Linked DNA regions of Homo sapiens: regions 2 and 3 are each linked to region 1. Evidence: chromatin loops called from intact Hi-C (ENCODE). Cell type or tissue: OCI-LY7. All regions are shown on one strand.

The links. Hi-C counts contacts between places; a loop is a spot of excess contacts. Peaks named below come from ENCODE experiments on the same cell type or tissue, not always from the same donor. Only the 100,000 strongest peaks of a DNase experiment are listed, where the experiment ranks them.
Region 2: a loop joins it to region 1, with 9 times the contacts of the local background. A loop is called at or near these places in 70 of 110 quality-filtered maps.
Region 3: it touches region 1 in a loop (7-fold over the local background); 19 of 110 quality-filtered maps call a loop at or near these places.

What each region holds. Positions count from the first base shown.
Region 1 is chr5:136,169,478-136,177,477 of GRCh38, forward strand. SMAD5 (SMAD family member 5) reads left to right here. Exons shown (of 8, transcript NM_005903.7): 6 at 2,957-3,178; 7 at 4,899-5,155; 8 at 7,860-8,000. Among named protein-coding and RNA genes, the nearest start is that of SMIM32, 20 kb to the right of the region's middle. In OCI-LY7, CTCF peaks have their summits at 1,969, 4,784 (motif pointing left) and 4,993; a DNase peak (open chromatin) is centred at 4,744; H3K27ac peaks cover 284 bases.
Region 2 is chr5:135,945,273-135,953,272 of GRCh38, forward strand. LECT2 (leukocyte cell derived chemotaxin 2) reads right to left here. Exons shown (of 4, transcript NM_002302.3): 2 at 7,599-7,695; 3 at 5,951-6,096; 4 at 1,632-2,225. The coding sequence ends at 2,059. Among named protein-coding and RNA genes, the nearest start is that of LECT2, 5.7 kb to the right of the region's middle. In OCI-LY7, a CTCF peak has its summit at 86; no DNase peak of the experiment used is centred here.
Region 3 is chr5:135,882,733-135,890,732 of GRCh38, forward strand. It overlaps SLC25A48 (solute carrier family 25 member 48), which reads left to right. Exons shown (of 8, transcript NM_001349336.2): 8 at 5,300-5,905. LOC124901074 (a long non-coding RNA gene) reads left to right here and starts at 7,724. Exons shown (of 3, transcript XR_007058947.1): 1 at 7,724-8,000. In OCI-LY7, CTCF peaks have their summits at 894 (motif pointing right), 1,101, 4,813 (motif pointing right) and 5,015; a DNase peak (open chromatin) is centred at 4,849.

The DNA of each region.
Region 1 (8,000 bases):
TACTATTTCATTGTCTTGGTTGTACCACAGTTTGTTTATCTGTTCACCTGCTGAAGAACCTTTTGGTTGCTTCTAAGTTTGAGCAATTATGAGTAAAGCTGGTATAAACATTCATGTGCAGATTTTTTATGTGGATATAGTTTTCATCTCATTTGAATAAGAAGCATGATTGCCAAATTTTATGGTAGGAGTATGTTTAGGTTTGTAAGAAACGGCCAAAGTGCCTTCTAAAATGGCTGTATCATTTTGCATTCCCAACTATGAATGAGAATTCCTGATGCTCCTCATCCTTACCAACATTTGATGTTGTCATTGTTTTGGATTTTGGCCATTCTAATAGGTGTGTAGTAGTATCTCATAGTTGTTTTAATTTGCAATTCCTTAATGACATAACATGTTGAACATCTTTTCACATGCTTACTTGACCAATCTGTGAGTCTGTGGTGGGCTCCCTACTCATATCTTTTGCCATACTTTAATCAGATTGTTTTTGAGTTCTTTGTATATTTTGAATTATAGTCTTTTATCAGATAGAACTTTTTCAGATTTTTTTTTTCCTAATCTGTGGCTTGTCTCCTCATTCTCTAGACAATGTCTTTCTCAGAGCAAAAGTTTTAAATTTTAATGAAGGCCAGCTTATCAATTATTTCTTCCATGAATTGTACCTAAAAAAAGGCATCATCATACCAGAAGTCATCTAGATTTTCTCCTGTATTATTTTCTAGGAGTTTTATAGTTTTGCATTTTACATTTAGGTCTGTAATCCATCTTGGGTCAATTTTGTGAAGAGTGTAAGGTCTAGTCTAGATTTACTTTTTTGATGTAGCTGTCCAGTTGTTTCCTGTATCATTTTTTGAAAAGATTTTTTTTTCTTCCATTGTATTGTCTTTGCTCCTTTGTCAAATACCAGTTGACTGTATTTACTTGGGTCTATTTCTAAACTCTATTCTGCTCCTTTGATCTGTTTGTCTGTTCTTTTATTTTATCATGATCTTGATTACTGTATCTTTATAGTAAGTCTTAAAGTGAAGTAGTGTCAGTCCTCCGACTTCATTCTTCTCCTTTGATATTGTGTTGGCTATTTTGAGGCTTTTACCTCCCCATATAAAGTACAGAATCATTTTGTCTATATCCAAAAAATAGCTTGCAGGGATTTTGATTGGCATTATTACTCTATAGATTAAGCTGGGAAACACTGCTATCTTGACGATATTGAGTCTTATTCTTGAATGTGCAGTATTTCTCCATTTATTTAGTTCTTTGATTTCTTTCATCAGAGTTTTGTAGTCTTCCTCATAGAGCATGTTCCTATTTTTTTATATTTGTGCCTAAGTATTTAATTTTGGGGATACTAATGTAAATTATAATTTTTTTATTTTAAATTTCATTTGTTTATTGTTGCTGTATAGGAGAGCAATCAACTTTTGCTTATTAACCTTGTATCCTGCAACCTTGCTATAATGCTTACTAGTTCCAGGAATTTTTTGGTCAGTTCTTTCTTATTTTTACATAGACAATCATGTAATTTGCAAACAAAGACAATTTCCTCCTTTCCTATCTGTGTACCTTTTATTTATTTATGGCATTAGCAAGGACTTCCAGTATGATGTTGAAAAGTGGGAGAGGAGGCATCTTTGCTTTGTTTTTGATCTTAGCAGAAAACCTTCTAGTTTCCTACCATTAAGTATGATGTTAGCTGTAGATGTTCCGTATCAAGCTGAGGAAGTTCCCCTCTATTCCTAATTTGCTGAGTCTCACTTAGTTTTTTAGTTTAACTTTTTTGTTTAAAATAATTTTACAGATACTGATTATAGTTAAATCCTTCAGGTCTCTGAAAAAGAATTTTTTGTCTCAAATTTAAACCTGAATTAGTTTATGTTAGAAAAACAATTAAAAATGTGTTGTTGCTGCTATGTTCTGAATTGTGTCGTCCCAAAATTCATGTTTTGAACCAAGGCCTGGGCACCTCCTCACTCCACCCAGAGGGTTGGGAGGGTAGAACATCAAACCAAAGAGGTTTATTCTCCAGCCTTAAGGCCTAATGCAATTTGCTTTGCTAGGTTTTCAGCTTCCTTGACCCATCATCACTCCCTTATTTTTTGTTTTTCCATTTTGGAATGGGAACGTCTATCCTGTGTCTGTCCCACCATAAGCACGTAACTTACCTGGTTTCATAGGTTTACAGCTGGAAAGGAATTTTGCCTCAAGTCTCGTATGTCATATGTAGATGATATTTGGATGATACTGGGTTTACAACATTAGAGTTGATGTGGAAATGAGTTAAGACTTCAGGGGCTGTTGGGATAGAATATATGTGTGTATTTTACATGTAAGAATGATGTGAATTTTGGGTTGCTGGGGTGGAATGCTAATGGACCATATTGAATCTCCCTAAAATTCATATGTTGAAGTCCTAACTACCAGTGTGATGGTATTTGAAGATGGAAATAATTAGGCTTGAGAGTGGGATTGTCATAATGAGATTAGTTCCCTTATAAGAAGAGGAAAAGAAACAGATCTTTCTCTAAGAGCATGCACTGAGGAGGGGCCATATGAGCACACAGTGAGAAAGCAGCTGTCTGCAAGCCAGGAAGCAGGTCCTCACTAGTTACCAAATCTTCTGGCACCTTGATCTTGGACTTCCCAGCCCCCAGACCTGTGAGAAATAAATTTCTGTTGTTTAAGCCACTCAGCCTTACGGTATTTTATAGCCTGAGCAAGCTACGACTATTGCCGATCCTGGTATTTCTATAACTTTTTAAATTGTCATATTCAAGCTGATTTCTAGTGCTTGTTTTCGGATATAGATTCACAGCTAGGAAGGACAGTGAGACTTGTGAAATATCTGAAAATTTTCTTTTTCATGTAATACTTGGGTTGGGTTAAAAGATAAACACATGGACAATCTGAGTTTCTGATATGTATTAAACTCTTTCTGTGTCTGGTTTGTTCACAGATGTTCAGCCTGTTGCCTATGAAGAGCCTAAACATTGGTGTTCAATAGTCTACTATGAATTAAACAATCGTGTTGGAGAAGCTTTTCATGCATCTTCTACTAGTGTGTTAGTAGATGGATTCACAGATCCTTCAAATAACAAAAGTAGATTCTGCTTGGGTTTGTTGTCAAATGTTAATCGTAATTCGACAATTGAAAACACTAGGCGACATATTGGAAAAGGTAATCTTGTCATTTTCCTACATTTAATCGAATTCAATCATTTGTTGTACTTGCCATGAACCATGCATTGTGAAAGGTGCTAGAAACATACAAAGAAGTTTGACACGTGGCCTCTGCCTTAAGTTGCCGATATTGAAGAATGTATTAATCAAATAAAGACATGATGTTCCCTCATTTTTTTGTCCTGCTTAGTGTTTCTTCCCAGTGCTAAGGATCTGAAATCATACTACCACTTTGTTTTTTGAGTGTTACCCTGACTGGAACATAAGCTGTACAGGAACTTGCTTTGTTCACAGCAGTATCCCCAGTAGCTAGAAGAGTGCCTCATTGTAAATACACAACACATATTTATGGAATATTGTGTATGAATGCTGGTGAAGGATTAGAATTTTATAATTAAGGTATTTGTGGAGTATTTTGGGTTGAGATGACTTGTAAGTGTTACCATGATGTGAGAGGAGCGGAATTAGAAATGGGAAATCTAGTGTGAATGATACTCCAGTGGCTTCACCACCACTGCTCCCATCTTTTAAATTTAGGCAATAAGGTTTTATTAATAATTCATCCTGCAGATAGTTGCCATAACAAACCGGGCCCTTTTCATACTGCAATAAAATGTCAAAGTCTCATGCATCAAGTGATCAGGAAGGAAACCCATCCCAGGTAAAGTGTATTGCCTGTTTCTTGAGAAGTTTTGTTTTTACCCCTTGCTGCATTTTGCTTCTTTAACTTGAGGGCATCTTGGTCCAAAATAGGAATAAAAGGTAAATAAATATAATTGTGATAGGATTTCTTATAGAAGTGATTCAAAAAAATCCTGCGGCCAAAAATAAGTTACGAAACAAAGTTTTCATTGTCTTGAGTTTACTGCCAACTTGCCTTAGTTTTTTCAGTGAAGTGCCTCACTTCTAGGCATTGATTTTTTTTTTCTTCCATCACAGTAGAAGTAATTTAAGGGAAATCTATTTTGTGAATTTTGAAATTCTAGAATCAGTTTTTTCTTTTTCCCCAGCATATAGTTCTAGGACCTTTTCTTTCATGGGTTAGTTTTGGGGTGGTGGAGGGATATGTTGGGAAAATACTAGGTGACTAGCTTTAGTTATATAATTTGAATATTTAATGTTAAAACTATTTCCACATATTTATATATTTTTAAAATTTTTATTTTTTTTGCCCTCACATCTTGCAAAGGAACATATATATTTTTAAATATAAAAAAATTTTAAGTAAGATAAATCTGCCATTTCAAAGCTCTTCTTATGACCTGAAATTATATATGTAACTTTGGTTTTTTTTTAGTGTTGCTGTCCTCTTTGTTAGCACAAAGAGTGCAAAAGTCTGTCAAATGACTGTTTATGATAGTTGATAGCACTGAGGATTTATTTGAAAGGACTCATCAAAAGATGATTTGGGGTTTTTTTTTTTTAGCCCTCTCTTTCTCTCATAGAGATGATAAATGATTGTTGGGAAAGGAAAAAGAGAACAACCTAAAAATGGATAACTTAATCTGCTGCCTATTTGAGGCTTCTCTTGTAGATGCAGGCAGACATTAACCTCTTGATTATCTTTGGCAGCAGAAGGCCATCTAGTGGTAACTTCTGTCTAAAGACTGCTGGAAGTTTGCTGTGGATTAATGGGTACTTTTGTTGCACCATACAGTCTATTTGGTTTCATTGTAATGATTCTTTTAGCTGACTCTTGTGATGTTTGTCTTTTTAAGGTGTTCATCTGTACTATGTTGGTGGAGAGGTGTATGCGGAATGCCTCAGTGACAGCAGCATATTTGTACAGAGTAGGAACTGCAACTTTCATCATGGCTTTCATCCCACCACTGTCTGTAAGATTCCCAGCAGCTGCAGCCTCAAAATTTTTAACAATCAGGAGTTTGCTCAGCTTCTGGCTCAATCTGTCAACCATGGGTTTGAGGCAGTATATGAGCTCACCAAAATGTGTACCATTCGGATGAGTTTTGTCAAGGTGAGTTGTGACCTCTAACATAATTTGAGTCACTATAAATGTGTATATTATGACTTTAGGTTATAATTTTTAAAAATTGTTAAATGAAAGTTGATAATTGCTTTTGGCCTGATTTAACAGGTTTTTAAATAAAATTATTGAATTTGTAATTTTAACTACATAATAGATCTAAGATTTCATTTTGTAATCTAGACATTATAAAATGCATGATTGATATTGATTTTGATATTGAATAGGGGCTGAGATTATAAGGAATTTTAGTTAAAAGACTAAATTTCTAGAAAGCATTTGTATTAGTCCATTTTCATGCTGCTAATAGACATACTCAAGACTGGGTAATTTATGAAGAAAAAGAGGTTTAATGAACTCACAGTTCCACGTGGCTGGGGAAGCCTCACAATCATGGCGGAAGGTGAAGGAGGAGCAAAGTCATATCTTACATGGCGGCAGGCAAGAGAGAATGAGAGCCAAATGAAAGGGGAAACCCCTTATAAAACTATCGGATCTTATGAGACTTTATTCACTACTGTGAGAACAGTATGGGGGAAACTGCCCCCATGATTCAGTTATCTCCCACTGGGTCCTTTCCACAACATGTGGGAATTATGGGAGCTACAATTTAAGATGAGATTTGGGTGAGGACACAGCCAAATCATATCAGCATTTAATATTAAAATTGCTATTTGAGTCTCTTAACTTCAACAGTTTTGATTATTATTACTAGATTTCATTAGGGTGACTTGGCAGAATTCTTTAGAATACTAAAATTATTTCATTCCTAGCTAAGTACTGTTATTAAAAGTAATGGCAGAAGCCACAATTACTTTTCCACCAACCTTAATATTAAGGATTTGCAAAGTTCAAAGGAACTTTTCAAGTTTTTCATCTACTCTCTTCACCTGACTGTATTGACATTCCAAAGATTTGTGCTTAAAATCTGAAAAGAATTTTAGTCATGTATTTAAGCAATCTGTACTGTATCTACATATTTAAGCAATCTGTACTGTATCTACATGGTTCTTAAGAATTTAGCACAAGAAGAGCACCTGTCACACGCTGTGCATGGGTTTTTTTCTTTTTGGTATTCAGCCCCAGTCCAGTGTTTTCATGATACTTTGCTGTAGATCTATTGTATACATCAGTTTACTGGTTACCCTGAAGGTATTTCTGCCTTCTTGTACAGTAATGTGACTTTTGCATATTTATTTTAATCTCCACTCCCCAATGTTCTTCACTCCCCTGACCGCCCTCCCTCCCCAACCCAGTTTTCCTGGGCCAAGACTACCATAAGCAGTAAACCAGAGAACCTGATAAATCCAGGAAAATAAAAGTGAAAAATTTCTATTTCAATTTTTATCTGCAGTTTTAGGCTAAAGATTTCAGCTCAGTTCATCCCAGTAATTTCCAACCTTAAAGGATAATCACTATGTGACTGCCACATTAAATTATACATGCATGTATTGATCAATATCTACAATGCCTTATCTGATATTCAAACAACTTGAAAATAAAAAATTTTTCGTTAAAAAAAAAAACCTGGGCCGGGTGAGGTGGCTCACACCTGTAATCCCAGCACTTTGGGAGGCCAAGGCAGGTGGATCACCTGAGATCAGGAGTTCGAGACCAGCCTAGCCAACATGGTGAAACCCTGTCTCTACTAAAAAATACAAAAATTAGCCGGGCATGGTGGTGGGTGCCTGTAATCCCAGCTACTAGGGAGGCTGAGACAGGAGAATTGTTTGAACCTGGGAGGCGGAGGTTGCAGTTAGCCAAGATTGCGCCATTGCATTCCAGCCTGGGCAACAAGAGAGAAACTCTGTCTCACAAAAAAAAAAAAAAAAAAAAAAAAAAGAAACTCTGACATGTGACATGATCTTACATGAGGCTATTTATGATTTTGATTTTGATTTTTTATATATGATTCCTTTATTAGTATTTAAGTGACATCTCTTTACATTTTTTAGTGGTTTCTCCAGGAATTACCACGTTATCTTTAACATACCCCAATCTACCTAGAGTTAATATTGTACTATTTTTAGAATGTAAAATATGAAAACCTTGCTGTTGAAGAGTTTTAATTACCTTCTTTTATTCTTTGTGCTATTCATAAATTTTACATCTGCACATTATATCTTATAATACAGTTAAAATTTTTCCTTTAAATAGTCATTAAGTCTTACAAAGAAATTAAGAGAAAATGGTATTTATAAATATTTGCAGGCAGATTCTTTGGGGCTATGTAAATACACTGTTTCTCCTTTATATTTTACCCACAATTTTTGCATTCTTCAATATATCTTGTCTACAGTAATTATTACTGTGGTGTTCTAGTGGTGATTTTCTATTTTGCATTTATCCCATTAAGGGAGAATGTATCTCAGATCAGAAATATTTGTTTTAATTATGAGATACTGTACTGTGTTACCTTTCTAAGATTAAAAAAAATTATGAACTATAACTGGCTCTAAGGGTTTCTTTTAAGGGAATTATATATTATTTTAGAATTCATGAATCTTTAAATAATGTAGCTGTTGTCTTTTAATTTCATGGTGAATACTAAGACTGGTTTTGTGATAGTTATTCTCTTTATGTAACTTCTACATATCTCTACTGTTAAAAGCTATCTTTTTCTTATGGTAAAATTGGTTTAGAGTGGTTGACAGTTTAAAGAGGGATTTGTGATGATATCTGTTCATTTTCATAGGGTTGGGGAGCAGAATATCACCGGCAGGATGTAACCAGCACCCCATGTTGGATTGAGATTCATCTTCATGGGCCTCTTCAGTGGCTGGATAAAGTCCTTACTCAGATGGGCTCCCCTCTGAACCCCATATCTTCTGTTTCA
Region 2 (8,000 bases), 220 kb before region 1:
GGAATTTCTCCATTCCAGGTCATGAGTCTGGTTTTTAAAACAATATCCATATCCACCTGTGTTTTGCCTCCTAAATAATCAGAAGGATGATTATTTGGAAAACTAAGCTTATATTTTATTGTGCAAATATTTCAGAGTTTCTTTTAAAATTGCCTTTAAGAGCTGATGTGCTATTTCCTTTTTGTGTGTCCTCAGTGGTGTACAGCATTTATTTTTTGAAAGCCAAATTTCTGGAAACAACCTAAAGTTATTTGGTACCAAGGAGATGCATATTCAAATCAGACAGTGCTAGATATAGTTTGCCATTGAAAGTAATAGCAAAAACCGTGATTACTTTTGCACCAACCTAATAGATATAAGAAGGTGCTAAATGTGTGACATAGATTCTCAATTACCTGAGAGTCATCATGATAACTCTTTCTTCCTGGCCACCCACTGCAAGTCCTGTTGCTTCTGTGACATGTTATTCATAATAATAAATACCCATGAAATCACCTCCCAACTGCAAAACTACAGCACTGATAGTAACTTATATCTTTCTGTGTGGTTCTCTCTATCTAGTTATGAGTTAACTAGAGTTCATTATTTTCTTGCTCGCCTTCGTATATGATTTTGTTATATAAAAAGGAAATTGTATTTTAACTGTTTTAATGTTATAAAAAGAATTATCATCCATTATGTAATCTTCTGGACTTTTTAAAACTTAAAATTATATTGCCATGATTCATTCAGGTCATTATGTTTAGCTGAAGTTCATTTATTGTGACTGCTGTTGACTATTACATTCTATAACTTTGAGATTATTTATTGGATTTCACTGTTGATGGGCATTTAGGTCACTGAAGGTTTTGCTATGAAAAATAGTGATATCATGAACATTCTCATACATATGCCCTGATACACAAATGCAGCCATTTCTCTAACAATAAACTTCAGTTAATTATGTTTTCCTCTAACAATCTACACATAAGAATATAATCATTCTGCTGGCATTTTCTGCATTCCGAACAAATTTAAGCAGAAATTCATGAAGTTTCCAGAATGATTAGTTCAATGTATTCATTTCTTACCAACTGGCTAAACTCTAAGGAGCCAGAATTATTTCTGGTCCTTTGGACATTTGTATGGTCTTGTTTCCTCATAGTACCTGTTGTCAATATAACTAAGACAGAATAACATAGATATAATACAATGATGTGTAGAAATAAGTAGCTGTAATATGCATATGGCTAGATGAAGTTGACAGGCCCAATTCCATGAGACACTTCAGATAAAGGTAGGCCTCATTCTCACTCTAGTCCTTCCTGTAGTGCAGCCTCACTGTTTTCTTGGGATATGTTTTCTTGGACTGCCATCATTCATAATCATGTGGGTGAGTGGATGGAAATACCAGCAAATCCTTTATTATCCATGAAAGCAGCTCTCTCTCCAACCAATATGATAAACCTAAGGATATTGCTGAGAGTCTACTACCTAAACTCAACTTATTCATTGAATATGTATTAAATGTATACTAAATCTAGCATTATAAACCACTCACTGTTCTTGTACCATAGAAACACTTTCAGGCTTTTTCTTATTTTCAAGCAGAAAGGTTGCTAGTTTTAGAGGTGTCAAAAATGCAGCCTGGCCCAGCGTAAGTTCTCTTGTTTATTTATCTTAGATCTTCGGGACTGAGAAATCTAAAAAATAAAACCACTCAGATTCCATAGGTGACAGATCAAAGAGCCCGAAGCAACCAGTTCACATGAACATCAGAGTGACAATGAGTTAAAATCAAAATGTTTTCTTTCTTGCATTTATCATGTTTCTATTTAAACTCAAATTTCCTTTTTTTAATTAAAAAATTTTTGTGGGTACATAGGTGTATTTGTTTATGAGGTACGTGAGATGTTTTGATACAGGCATGCAATGTGTAATAATCATGTCATGGAAAATGGGGTATCCATCCCTTCATGCATTTTTCCTTTGTGAACACAAATTTCTTGAAGAGAAGGGTATGCATCCAGGTTTTTAAGATGACTTTTTATTTTGAAGATCTGACCATTGGCCTTCGATTTACAGGTATGCAGTAGGGTCACTCGAGTCACAGTTTTCAATGTGCACATGCGATTGTATGCCAGGATAAACTTTCTGCAAGGGCAATAGAGTTCCAAGTTTTTCTCCCTTCTTAATAGGACCTTTATACTTAATTGGCTTAATGTAGAACATTTTGACACAAAAACCTAAAAGAAAATAAGTATAATTATTTATCTGGGCTTCAGTAATCTTGAATCTGAAATTAAAAAAATAACAAATGGACAAAAAATAAAAAAAAGAATGTTGAATGAACTCAGGAGAGGAATAGATGAAAATGACAAAATGATATTAAAAAGGAAGACTAAATTACAAGATGCCAAAGGAAGAATAGATTCAAATGAAACGCTAATAAAGGCATTGAAGAATAATAGCAGGAAAATACTAGCTAGTTAGAAAAGGTGAGCCCTGAACAATGTCAACTCCAAAACATATTCTGATAGAATGATTGGACTTTAGAGATAAAGAAAAATAGAAATAACTGGAACAAAAATACAAACTTTGCTAAATATCAAAAGAATTAAAAAGGCAAAGACCCAAGTAGAGAAATAGAGTACAATATAATAATTATACAATAAAATGGTGTTGGGTACAAATACAGGAGTCATGTCTATAAATGTGAATGGCCTTATCTTGCCTATTAAAAGATGTCCCATTGGGTTGAAAAGCAAACCCCAATTGAATGCTGTATGGAATAAAACACAGCGATTGAAAAGGCTGAAAGTGAAGAGCTGGACAAAGATTTGCCAAGCACATGGACAAAGATTTGCCAAGCAATAAGAAAGCAAGGGCTATTGTCCTGTTACCAGAAGAGTGGAAATCAGGCCAAAAGGCATTGAAACAAGACGAAGATAATGTAAGAGGGTAAATGCCACAAGTCACAATGAAGATATAACAGTTACAACTATCCATGCACTAAATAGCACAAGTCATCTATATAAAGCAGACACTACAAGAGATGCCAGGAAACATAGATAGAAACCCACCAATAATAGGAGACTTTGATACACTAGTGGCACTGCAAACCGGTCAAGTGAGCATAAAAATAAGGCTGTAAAATTATGCTGTCCAATATGGTAGCCACTAGCCACATGTGGTTATGCAGCACTTGAAAGGTAGTTAATATGAATTGAGATGTGCTTTAATGGTAAAATACACAGTGGATTTTGAAGACTTAGTATTTAAAAATGTAAAATATCTCAATAATTTTTGTATTACATATTGATATAATACTTTGAAAATATTGAGTTAAATAAAATACTAAAATACCATGTTTTTTTACTTCAACATGGCTACTAGAAAATTTAAAATAATAATAATAATAATTATTATTATTATTTTTTTGAGACGGAGTCTTGCTGTGTCACCCAGGCTGGAGTGCAGTGGCGCGATCTCGGCTCACTGCAGGCTCCGCCTCCCGGGTTCACGCCATTCTCCTGCCTCAGCCTCCTGAGTAGCAGGGACTACAGGCGCCCGCCACCACATCTGGCTAATTTTTTGTATTTTTTAGTAGAGACGGGGTTTCACCGTGTTAGCCAGGATGGTCTCGATCTCCTGACCTCGTGATCCATCCACCTCGGCCTCCCAAAGTGCTGGGATTACAGGCACGAGCCACCGTGCCCAGCCGAAAATTTAAAATTATATATATGACTTCTGTTATATTTCTATTGGATAGTTCTGCTGTAGAAGAGCTAAAACTCCATCAGGTAGGTTTTACGAATAAATATTAAACAAAAGATGTGCAAGACCTCTACACTGAAAACTACAACAACCATTAATATAACAGTGAAGGAAGACCTAAGTAAGTGGAGGACATAATATGTTCATTGATTGGAGGACTCACTACTTTAAAAATATTAGTTCTCAATTTGATCTGTATATTTACTGCAGATTCAGTCAAAGCCCCAGCAGGATTTTTGGTGGAAATTAGCAAACAGATTCTGTAATTTATTTGGAAATGCAAATAACCAAGAATTGCCAAGGCAGTCTGAAAGAAGAAGAAAGTCAATTCCAATTATGCATTCTGGAACTGGGGAAATAACCTCTTGGTAGATTGGAGGATGCACTGGGCTCACTGTAAGATGGACCCTAGTGAAAAGCTATATTTACCACCTGACTCTAAGCCCCTAGTCTGACTGGTGAACCACAGTGGCCTTTTAGATCTCCAGGAATTAGTGTCAGTTTTGAGCAAGTGTCCAGTAATCTCTGAAGAGCCTAATTATTTCTTCCCTAATGTGCTGTCATCCTGCTAAACCGTTGCAGGTCCCTTTGGGGACAGCTAGAAGTAAGGTTTACAGTATAAATGTTTGGCTGCGTAGCAGGACCCTTACGCAAAAGGACTGAGCCTCCCTTTTGTTCAAGAGGCTCTGGGACTGTGAACCAATTCAAGCCTGGGAATTTATTGGGAATTGGGACCCATTATTGTGATGACTGAAGTCAGCATTTTGTTCATCAGACCTGGAGCATTTCCATTCATACAAGTCCAATAAGGCTTTAGTTGGCTGCTCATCTATTCAGTTCCTGAGTCACCATGATTACTAGCCAGTGTCACAAATCTCTGAGATTTAGACGAATCTGATTACTGCTTCTGCTCTCACTGACCTTGGCATTAACTGTTAAGTGCCACTACAGAGGACACAGTTCAATGGCAGAAGTTTCCCTTGTGACATTGGCCTACAGAGGACAACCACTATGTAGCTCCTCAAGGATGTGGGTTCGCTCAAAAGATGCCTCTCACAGGCTTGGTGAGGAGGGTCTCCTCTGGACTCACTCCCAATAGGAATGCATATATATGTTCATTAAAAGGTATAAGGAAGTTCGTAGCAGCAATTTTATAATCATCTTAAACTGGAAACTGCCCAAAAGTCCATCTGAGGAAGAATAGATAAATAGATGAAAGTATACGCATATAATGGAATATCATGCATCAGAAAGAACGTGGATACAAAAACATAAACTGCATAATCACGATGTGGAATGAAAGAAGACCCAAAGAGTGCATGCTGTTTAATTCTATTTATACCATTTTTAGAAACAGGAAGAACTAATACATGGTGTTAGAACTTGAGATAGTGATTATCTTGCTGGGAATAATGACTAAGTGGTAGCACAAGGGATCTCTGGGATGTGGGTGATGTTCTTTTTCTTGATTTGGGTGCTGATTACACAGGTGTGTTCACTTTTTGAAATTCACGGAGCTATACATGGATGTGTTGTGCACTTTTATGTGTGTATTTATACCTTGATGGAGTAACCAAACAACAAAACCAATACCTGGAGTACCAGGAGATCTAGCTTTACCTAAAACTTAGAAGCTTTCAAAAATATTTCACATTCAACTCTTGCAGAAGTGCCAGCATTTATGATTTGTGGGATTTGAGTAAATGCAAGTATCTATCCATTATGGTTAGCATTGCTGAAAGTGGCTTTGTTTATAGATTGTTAAGCAAAACCACATGGGCCACAGGAAGGAATGCCTCCAATCAGCTGTGGGGTTTCGTGAAGTGTGTGCATGAAGCAGAAGTTTTCAGAGAAAATGGTGAAACGTCCTTGAAAGTGCCTCAGCTGGGAGAGGATCAGAAAAAAATATCTATCGGGTACTATGCTTATTACCTGGGTGACAAAATAATCTGTACACCAAATGTCTGTGACATGTGGTTTACCTATATAACAAATGTGCACATGTACCCCTGAACCTAAAATAAAAGTTTTTTAAAAAATGCATCAGCTAGTTTGGGTACACTCTATATTCTTTCTGTTCCAGGTTTTATCATTTTGAAAGAAGTACAAAATCTCTACGTATGGAACCTGCATTAAATAAATGAGCATCAACATCTCCAGGAGGCACCCCAGGTGTAGACTCCACCTCTCTTACCTCTTCCAGATATTCGAACACCATTATTGATAGCATTCTTGTTTTGATAAGGTTTCTCCTGGCCCACAATCATTCCAGTGAATGGTGCGTACACAGTAGATCCAGCAGAGCACAAGATGTCCACACCCTGGTGAGGCCTCTGACTTCTAGGATGTAAATAAGAACGAACAGACTGAGGAACTGCCTTAGGGGAGCTTTACTGCCTGGGAACATGGTGTTAGCCCACTGTTTGCAGACGAGGTACCAAAGCTTGAAGCTGCCAGAACATGTTGGGATGTCCCAGGATGCCTCACTCTGTTTAGCCCAATTTTAACCTCCCTCCCCGCAGGTGCTAATAACCATATCATAAAGATGAAAGCATTTAAAATGGTACTTGGTACATAATAAGCCTTAAGCAAATATTAGCTACTATTATTTTATGGCATGTTGGGGGAATGAGGCAGTCCATGTAAGTGCATTTTCTAGATACCTAGATCTTGACATCTTCAAGCCCACTTTGAAAACAGCTGTCTTTTTATGGGAACCTATCATAAAAGTATCACATGTTACCCTAGTCTTATTTTTCTTGCAGTGATCTAGAAAAGTGATTGTAAACGTCACTTACTGTATATGGTATTTTAATACAATGAGTGATACCTCCTGGGTTTATTAAAGTGCATGGAGCCCAAATCAAACTATTCTAGATTGTGACGTGCCTTGAGTTCGTCTTAGCAACCCCTCAGCTCTTGCTTCCCGCTGCTGTCACTATGCCTGCTCTCACCAGCCTCCCCTACCTTCTAATAGGCTGTCACCTGAACGATCAGGTTCACCAGGATTGCTGCAATTATGTACAAAGCAACACTGAGCAAGCTCAAGAGCCAAGAATTTACTGTATCAATCAAGTGCATAAACTTTGCAGTATAAGCTGAGTCTGAATTTTGGCAATTCAAGGGACGTTTCCCATATTTCCCTTCTCTTAGTCCTGTTTCAGTATTTGAGGTTGCTTTGTAAGTAGTATCTGTATATGTGAGAGTTCCCCTCTAGTTAGGATGGAGATCAGTGATATGACTGGACACATGGCTATTTCATTAGAAAGTGGCACCCCAAGGTGATGTTGGGTATAACTGAAAATTCACAAGTGTGACCCTCATTTTCTGGAAGAGATAGTGGTGCTTTCTCTCCTGCTTAGGGCCAGCCTCTAATATTCAACATCCAGAGCCTGAGCCAGTAACCGCGTGGTTTGGTGGGAAGAGGAACCAAAAGCCTGAATTCAGGTCCAGGCTTCACCATCTCCAACTGTGCTTGGCAGGTCCCTTAACCCTTTGGTACCTCAGTTAAAGTTTCTCTTCTATAAAATGGGATAGTTGTGTTTAATAACCCTTTGGAAAAAAACAGTTGAGATAAGTGAATGTGTGAAGACATTCAGAAGGAAAACATTGTGTTTGCTCCCTGATCTTTTCCTTCTTCCACATTCTGATCCCAATTTATAGCTCATACTTGAAGCAGAGTTCTTGGAAGCTGCTCCAAAGACAGTGATGTAACTGGTTACATCTCTGGTTTTTCATGCTGTCAGAACTGTGAGCCCTTGAGGCAACCAACGTTGGGCAAGGACACTAAGAAAAGAGGTTAGGGACCAAAGGGTTGGGTGGGTGGTTGTGCAACTTCATACCTTTGAGCAGAGTACTGTCCACAGCCATGGCGGTCACACGTCCGGATCTCATTGGAAGACTTGCCAGCACATATATTAGCCCATGGCCCTGCCAGTGCTAAAAAGGAGAAAAGTGAGAGCAGAGCTCCTGGCCTCAGACATTTCCTATCCCCATTTGCCTTATCAGTCACACAGTTGATCCTGACAATTCTGTTTTCACTGTAGTTTTCCCTGGACTTTATGTATTTATGGGAAGATCGTCCTTCCAGAATTTTATTTCCTGATTCAGATGTAAAATTGGCTTTTTCCCTGGCCACAGAATTCTGCTTTGTGACGTTAGAGTATCAGTGAATACAATTTTTTTTTTTTTTGGATCGGAGTCTCACTCTGTTGCCAAGCTGGAGCACAGTGGCGTGATCTCAG
Region 3 (8,000 bases), 290 kb before region 1:
CTGCCATCCCTACCTGTCCAAGACCAGCCCCCAGAGCTCCCTGGAATAGTGCTGGTCTGCCCTCGGTCCTGACATGCATGCTGCAGGTCTCACTAGCCTACTTTCGGTTTCAGGAAAACTGATTTTCAAGGAAAGAAGACATAGTGCTCTTATGATACCTTTGCTGAACATTTTCAAATAGCCCCGGCAACCCTGAGAGCCTCTGCCAGTCTGTACTTTGCCTCTTACTGCTTCACAAACCCAGTCTCCAAATGGGTTGTTTGACCCCAAGATCCAAGATTTCAAGACTCCCGTTAGAAGATGTTCTTGTCTTTCCTCCTTTTTCCCAGGGTCTCATCCCATTAACAGGTCAATGCTAAAAGTGTCTGCAGAACCCATGATGTGAATTTACTGAAGAGAAAGACTCTCCACCAGGTGGGCTTTCAGCCAGGCAGGCTGTCCTCAGAACCTCTTCCTTCCTTCACAATTACAAGCATTCTCATCCCCACCCCGGCTGGGGCAGCGGAGCTTCTGCCTTGGAGGGATTCAACTGACCATTGGTCAACTGATCACCAACTATTCCAGCTTTGGACCTGCACCTGGTAACAAACAAACGAACAGAACAAAACAAAACTGGAGTAAAATAGACCCTCCCCCCATGGCCATTGTAAACTCACTGTGAATTCATGGAAGAGCTGGAGTTGGCTCTAAGTTTCAAAATAAAAGCATTAAAAACCTCTTCACATTGTTTCTCTGTCAGATGCCTCTGCCTAGCTTCCAAGAGGCACCTGGCCACTGTCATTCCTCTCTCTCTGTTCAGGCCTCTGTGGGTGTTGCAGGCCCAGAGGGAAAACCCCTCCACACAGGTGAGGAGAGAAACTGAGCCGGGGCAGCCTGGCTTCTTTTTTCCCAGATGCCTAAGGTCGGCAGCAGAGGGCGTAGTGGTTGAACAGGGTGATGAGGGACAGAAACCTTCTAGGGGTTCTCCCACCCTGAGCAGTGGCACACGTTGGTGACTTGCTTCAGAGAGTTTGGCCCTGGGCTTGGTTGGGGTGGGCACTCTCTGGGCCTTATTTTTACATGGAGAACAAAACAAAACAAAACACTTGATCCACAGTCTGGCTTCCAGAGTGACTTCATTGTTCTAAATTTTATTCCTTACTAGAGCCGCGTGGGGAGGCCATTGCTATTTTGCTGTTATGTGGCTTGTGTCCCTGCAGCCTCTTCCAATTCTGTGCCCACAACAAGCATTCCTAGTCAATCATAGAGCCCTTTCTTGATGAGCTGAGTGGCGCCTCAGAGTCTTTCTCAGCACAGTGCCGTGGCAGCCACCACCAGCCGTGCAGAACTGTCATACAAAATGAATCTATTTGCCATCCCTGGCTTAAATCCCAGTGAAGGAAATGTCCTCAAATTTGTTCTTTTTTCTTTCTCTTGAAAAGGTCTTCCTTGGTTTCTCCACTACGCTGTTCCCCAACCACCCCCTGCCTTTGAGTGATTTGGGCCATGTCTCTGAAAAATCTCTGTCTTAATAGACCGAAGACCAAAGCAATTCTATGGTGCAAAAGAGTTGAAAGTGTTCCGTCTCTTCGGTGTGAAACCTGTTACTGGAGCGGAGGGTTCCATGCTTGAAATAAAACCCTCAGCATGCCCTCCTCAATATTTCTCCTTCACAGCCCCTGGGACTGCAGGGTCCCCTGGGTATCTCTGCAAGTTACTGTTCAAGCTGCCCACCCTCCAGCAGTGGGACATTCATTCATTTGTTCAGTCATCAAACATTTGCTGAGCAGATGCTGACCTAGGTGGTGGGGACAGCCATGAGGGACTCCAGTGGCATGTCATTCTGGTGCATTGGAGAGGCTCTATTGATGGGAGAGACCAGCCTGCCTGTCTGCCCCAGTATCACTGGGTCTGGGTGGGCACGGAGGATGCGAGTGAAGAGATGCTTCTGGCACCTGGTTCATCCCTGGGTAGACCTGAAGTCTCTGCTCTAACACATCCTAGAATGTGTTTCTTAAGTCTGCCTCAACTGGACCATTTCCCGGTGCGAGGCATGCTTGCACAGTTTGTTTAGAAGTGGTGCTGTGTCCACAAGGCCAACTGGGGTCTTCTACTGGGTGCTCCTGATGAGGCTGAGATGCAACAACCACCTTCTTCAGGTGTCTGAGCTTTTCCTAGTTTCTATTAATCATCATGGCACCTCTTGATGGTAGAAGGAGGCATGCAGAGAGAAGCATTGCTGATCCAGTTCACAGATGAAGGAACTGAGGCTCCAACATACCTGAGCCCCAGCTCAGGACTTTACCACCAATCCCATTTGATAATCTTCCTGAGGCTACACTTCCCTGCTGTCCAGCCCAGGGTACATCGCCAGCAGCCATGATGATGGCTATTTTACGGTGTAAAAAAGACAAAGTTGTTGGGACACATAAGTATGGCGTCTGAAACTGCTATTGAAGGCCTCCCATCAACCACATCAGAACTGCCCTTCTGGACCCACCTCCCATTGCTCTGGTCCAGGTTCCCTGTGCTCTCATCATTTCCCCCATCCCATCCAGTGCCAGGCATACAATGGGCATTTAAATGTTGCTGAAAGGGTTCCCAAGTGATCCCACAAGCCTGCTGGGCCAGCTGCTGTGTGCCCAACACCCTCCAGGCTTCCCTGCCTCTATGCTTTTCTTTAACCTACAGGACACTCTTACCCCCAGCATCACCAGGAACAGGAATGCTCCCTGTTTTCGACCCAGCTCAGATGCTTTAAGCCCTTAGATGTTAGGGCTTCCTTGCTTCTCTCTCTCTCTCCCCTCCAGCAGCATCCATGGTCCTTCCACCAACGTGACCCCTCTGGCACTGTGTCCCTCCCTGTGCTACAGTCATGTCTGTGCACCCTCTCTTTCTCACTGGCCTGTGCCCCCCTTCAGAGCCAGGGCTGAGTCTTCCCAATCCTTAGATTCAGCATAGCAGCAAGAATGAACAGGGTTTAGAATAAAGGAAGCATAAATTAATGGGCAAAAATGCAAGCATGACCATGTTAATTGAGAATTGTTTGTAATAATGAAAATTCAGAAAGTTTCTAAATGCCTATCAATAGAAGAGGGGGTTGAACAAACAGCCACTAAAAAGAATGAGATAGATCTCACATATATTGTCATGGAAATATGTCAGCAACATTGTAAGTGCAGAAATGGAGGGGCAGAATAACATATATGATGTTATTCATTTTCATTTTAAAATATATATCGTATATGGGTAATTATATGGGCATTGAAAAACCCTTGAAGGATACACACCAAATTTAATAGTGGCTATTTCTGGGATGTGGGATTGGGAGAAGGCTTTCAGTTCCGAATTTGATGTTGGTGATTTCTTTGTACATCACTATAATGATGGTGATTTGATGATGGTGATTATTGTAATGTTTTAATTTTTTTACAGCACACATATATTGTTTTTATAATTTCTTAAAATAAAAGCACACCTTATTGCAGAGCTAGGGCTCCCTGCTGGATACTTGTTTTCCAGGCTGCGGGCTGGCTCTTCCTCGCTGCCCAGCCTCAGCCCAGCTCTGAGTAACAGCCCCTGCCACACCCCCTCCCCCCGCCCTCCTCCATGCTGGGCAGACAATGCCTCAGCACATCTTCTGCACCTTCACTCCCACTCAGGAGCACCTGGGCTGCAATGAATGAAACTCGGCTTTATTGAAGAAACTCAGCTCCAGCCCAAACAAATCTCATGAGGTAGCCAGATCTGGGAGGGGTCAGCCAGCAATGGATCTGCTTCCTCTTAGATTTTTCTGGAGAGGGCAATCTTGTGGAATAGTTGGGCCAACAGCTTGTGAGTCTTCCTCCATCAACACATTATGGTTCTATTTAACCAAATATATATATATATATATATATATATATATATATATATATATATATATAAAATATATATATGTGTGTGTGTGTGTGTGTGTGTGTGAGAGAGAGAGAGAGAGAGAGAGAGAGAGTGTGTGTGTGTGTGTGTAGTCTGACTGTGGCCAGTGCTGTTACAGGCATTGGGTGACAATGGCAGGGACCCTGCCCTCAGGGAGCTTAGTATCAGGCATTAATTTCTGTTGTCATGGTCAGGAAAGTCTTTAAACAAATGGAATCCTATTTTTAAGAAGGATGAAAACAAAACAGAATTCCAAGCCAAGCACCAGTTTTGGTGTCTGTGCCTTGGAGTTGGGGGGCTTCAGGGTTGGCCAATTTGCCTTACCAGGAAAGATGAAAAGAAGAACAAAAATCATTACCATACAGCAGCAGTCCTCAACAGCAGCCCCTTTCACTCCTGAAAATTATTAAGGACCTCGAAGAACAACTGCTTATATATTTACCAACAATTACTGGAAATTCAAACAGAATTTCAAAAATATTTATCCATTTAGGTATAATAATAAACCCATGACATTTTAACATAAATAACATTCTATGAAAATAACGATTCTTTCTAAACCAATATAATTAACGAGAAGACTTGCGTTTTCCGTTTTTGCGGCGAAGTCTGGCTTAAACAGAGGGCAATTGTGTTCCTCTGTCTGCTTTTGCTTTTAGTCTATGGGTTATCACTTGCATTATAGCCTTTGGGAAACTCCACCGTATGCTTGTGAGAACATAAGATTGAAAAGAGCAGATAACATCTTAGTGTTCTATGAAAGTGGTTTTGACCTCGTGGGTCCTCTTTGAGAACTGCTGCCCTACAGGGGAAAAAATACATATGTGTGTGTGTGTGTGTGTACATATACACACACACACATATATATGTGTGTATATACATATCCCTCGCCCAAAGGCTGATACCCTGCAGAACCACCACTTGGTGGCAGTAGAGGTCAACTAAACCCTCCGCAGGAATCCGCGTCTGGGAGTGCACGATCTTGGCCCTGTGGTGAGAACACCTGGGCCCCGTGACACTTCTTTTCCTGTTTCCTGGGTCTCACCATCTCCCTTGGCGTTGCCCTTTTCCTTCTCTGTGGTGGCAAGAACTTCACATTAGGGAGGCCTTCCCCTTGGGTTCCAGTTTCACGCAGGCCATCAGCCACCTGTGCTCTTGCAGGCAGCAGTGCCCCCTGTGCTCTTGCAGGCAGCAGTGCCCCCTGAGCCATCTGTAAAATGGCCACACTGGTCTCCCTTACCTACTTTGCACAGCTTCCACAAGAATCAAGTGCAAAAGTGTTTTTGTAAACTGTAAAGTGCAAAACATAGGGGTTAGAGGAAGGGGTGGCCTGGTGTGATTTTTCTGGTTTCTGTTCTTTGCCTGCCTTCTTCTCTGAGTCTGGGTTGTTTGCTGTTTCCAGGAGGTGAACACAGGATGACTACAGTGTTCCCTGGGCCTCATCTCTGCATGTGAAGCCCTGAGAGCTGCAGATGTTTGGCCTTTGGACCTCCAAGTGGACATCAATTAGCAAGCGTGGGCTAGGATGGTGCAGACACTGACGTGGCCCTTCTGATGCCTGGGATGCCTCATGAGTCACTGATTCAAGCCCTCCAAGGTTCTGATCCCCAATGCCCACTCTGCTAGGCTGGCATCAAAGAGCTTTCCAAGAAATGTTTGGTCCAGCTGAGAAGTCCTGACCATGAGCACCAGGGAGCCAGAAACCACCCAGAGAAACGTTGCTTCACTCCTCTGTCTGAGGATGGGGAGGGGCCAGTGAGCTCTGGGCTCAGCCACTCCCTCCAGTCTCAAGTAACACGTCCCCGTGCCTCCAGTCTCCTCTCAGCACCGACCAGGTTTTTCCCCGCTCCTGCACCCGTGGATCCTGAGGACAGCGGTAGCGCCTTCCTCACCGCACGCTGAGTCCAGTGCGTGCTCCTCACTGTGCACTTATTAGTGTCTGTTGAGTGATTAAATCACATCCTCAGGTCTGCAGCAAATAAATGAAAGTTTCTTTATTTTTTATTAACTAAATTGAGATTTTTTTCAAGCTGATGACAGAAAAAAATAATTTTGCCATTTCAGGGTAAAACTTCGAAATTCCAAGTTAAATGCCCAGTTCAAGATTTTTTCCTTCTCCACCTTCCCCTGGGGTTGACTTTAGATCTGGGAGGTTTGGGATTTAGGGAGAGGCTTCAGGGTCCTGGGAGGTGCTCTGTCCTACCCTGGTGTTCTTCCTGGCTAGTCCTGGGCATGGCTTTCCCTCCAGGGTGGCTTCTGTATAAGCATCTTCAGTCCCATTTGGTCCCTGTCCCGTGGTCCGAGCCTGACATATGTGCCCATCCCAAGGCCTCTCCAGCCTTACCATCCTCCAAGACACATCAGTGCCCCTCTCTGCCCTGTGTGAAAATCTTTGGTTTCTCCGTTGAAACTATTCAGGGGGCTGCATCAAGCCCAGCTTCCTAGGGCCAGTGGGTGGTCCTCCCTATACCACACCTTAGGTGTGGTGGCAAGAGGCATTCTCTTTTCGTGTCATCTCCCAGGCCATTCAGGGGATACAGCTCATGTGCCCTTCACTCTTGGTTTTCTACCCTCCCCAGGAGTTCTGCCCTCTACCCCGAGGCTCTGCTGGGGGCCAGGCAGAGAGCTCTTCTCCAGGGAACTCAATAGTGTCTGCCATCATCCTCTCCTCTCGGACTTCTCTTCCATAGTCCAAGGAGTTACTTTCTATCCCAGGGCTAGGAAGGTTACCACTGGAAACTCTAAAGCCAAGAATTAACTTCTGTATCAATAACCTCTATACCAATAAGTGCAGAAAATACATCAGACACAGTCCAATCTCATTCATGATAAAAGTGCTCAACAGACTGAGAATAAAAGGGAATTTTCTCAGCCTGATACTGAGCATTTATGAAAAGTCCACAGCTCACATCATATTAATATTTAATCGTGAATGACTGGATCCTTTCCCACTAAAATCAGGAACAAAACAAGAATGTGTACTCTCACCACTTCTATTCAACATTGTATTGGAAGTTCTAGCCAGAAATTAGCCAAGGAAGTGAAAGAAAAGGCATCCAAGTTGGAAAAAAAGAAGTCAGTTACCTCTATTTACAGATAATATGACACAGTTTAAAAAGTGAGGGTTGTGCAACCTGCCAATGTACTAAAATATATTGAATTATACGCTTCAAATGGATGAATTGTATTGCATGTGGTATATGAAGCGTATCTCAATGAAGCCATCTGTTTGCTGTTGTTGTTGTTGCTGCTGTTGTTGTTGTTTGTTTTTTTTTAAGACAGGATCTTGCTCTGTTGCCCAGGCTGGAGTGTAGCGGTGCAATCATGGCTTACTGCACCCTCGACCTCCTAGGCTCAAGTGATCCTCCCATCTCAGACTCCGAGTAGCTGGGACTACAGTTGCATGTCACCATACCCAGCTAAGTTTTGTATTTTTCATAGAGACTGGGTTTCACCATATTGACCAGGCTGATCTCAAATTCCTGGGCTCAAGTGATCAGCCTGCGTCAGCCTCCCAAAGTGCTGGGATTTTAGGCATGAGCCACTGTGCCTAGCTAAAGCCATGTTTTTAAAGTGATAAAAATAAAGAATGAAGACCTTTAGGTCCTCTTTGAGTTTCTGCTGAGGCCTTCCTTTGCAGAGAAAGGGAGGTCTTGGTCTGGGGTCAATGAAGCAGAGTGACAATGTGACAATGGGAGGAGAGGAATTGTGAGGTTTGAACATCACAGCATCTTCCTGCTTCAAACTGGGTGGATGTAAAGAGGGAGGGATGGATGGATAGATGGGCAAGCTAGCTTTATGGCTGGCCACATCTTGGCCTGCAGTGTGTGCTTTGATCTGGAATCTGCTGGAAACAACTCTGCCTGGGGCCTGGCAACCTGGAGAGGGTAGCAACTTCACTGCTTGTGAGCAACGTGCTTCTGGCCAAGTTATGCAACCTCGTTGGGCCTACTTATCTCATTTGTGCAGTGGGAAAAATTACATACAACAATTATATAAATATCTCATGGGGTTGTTGTGAGGATCCAACCAGATATTCTACAAAATAGGCTTAGAGGACTGCCTGGTACAGAGTAAACAATAAATATTAGTTCTCCTTTCTC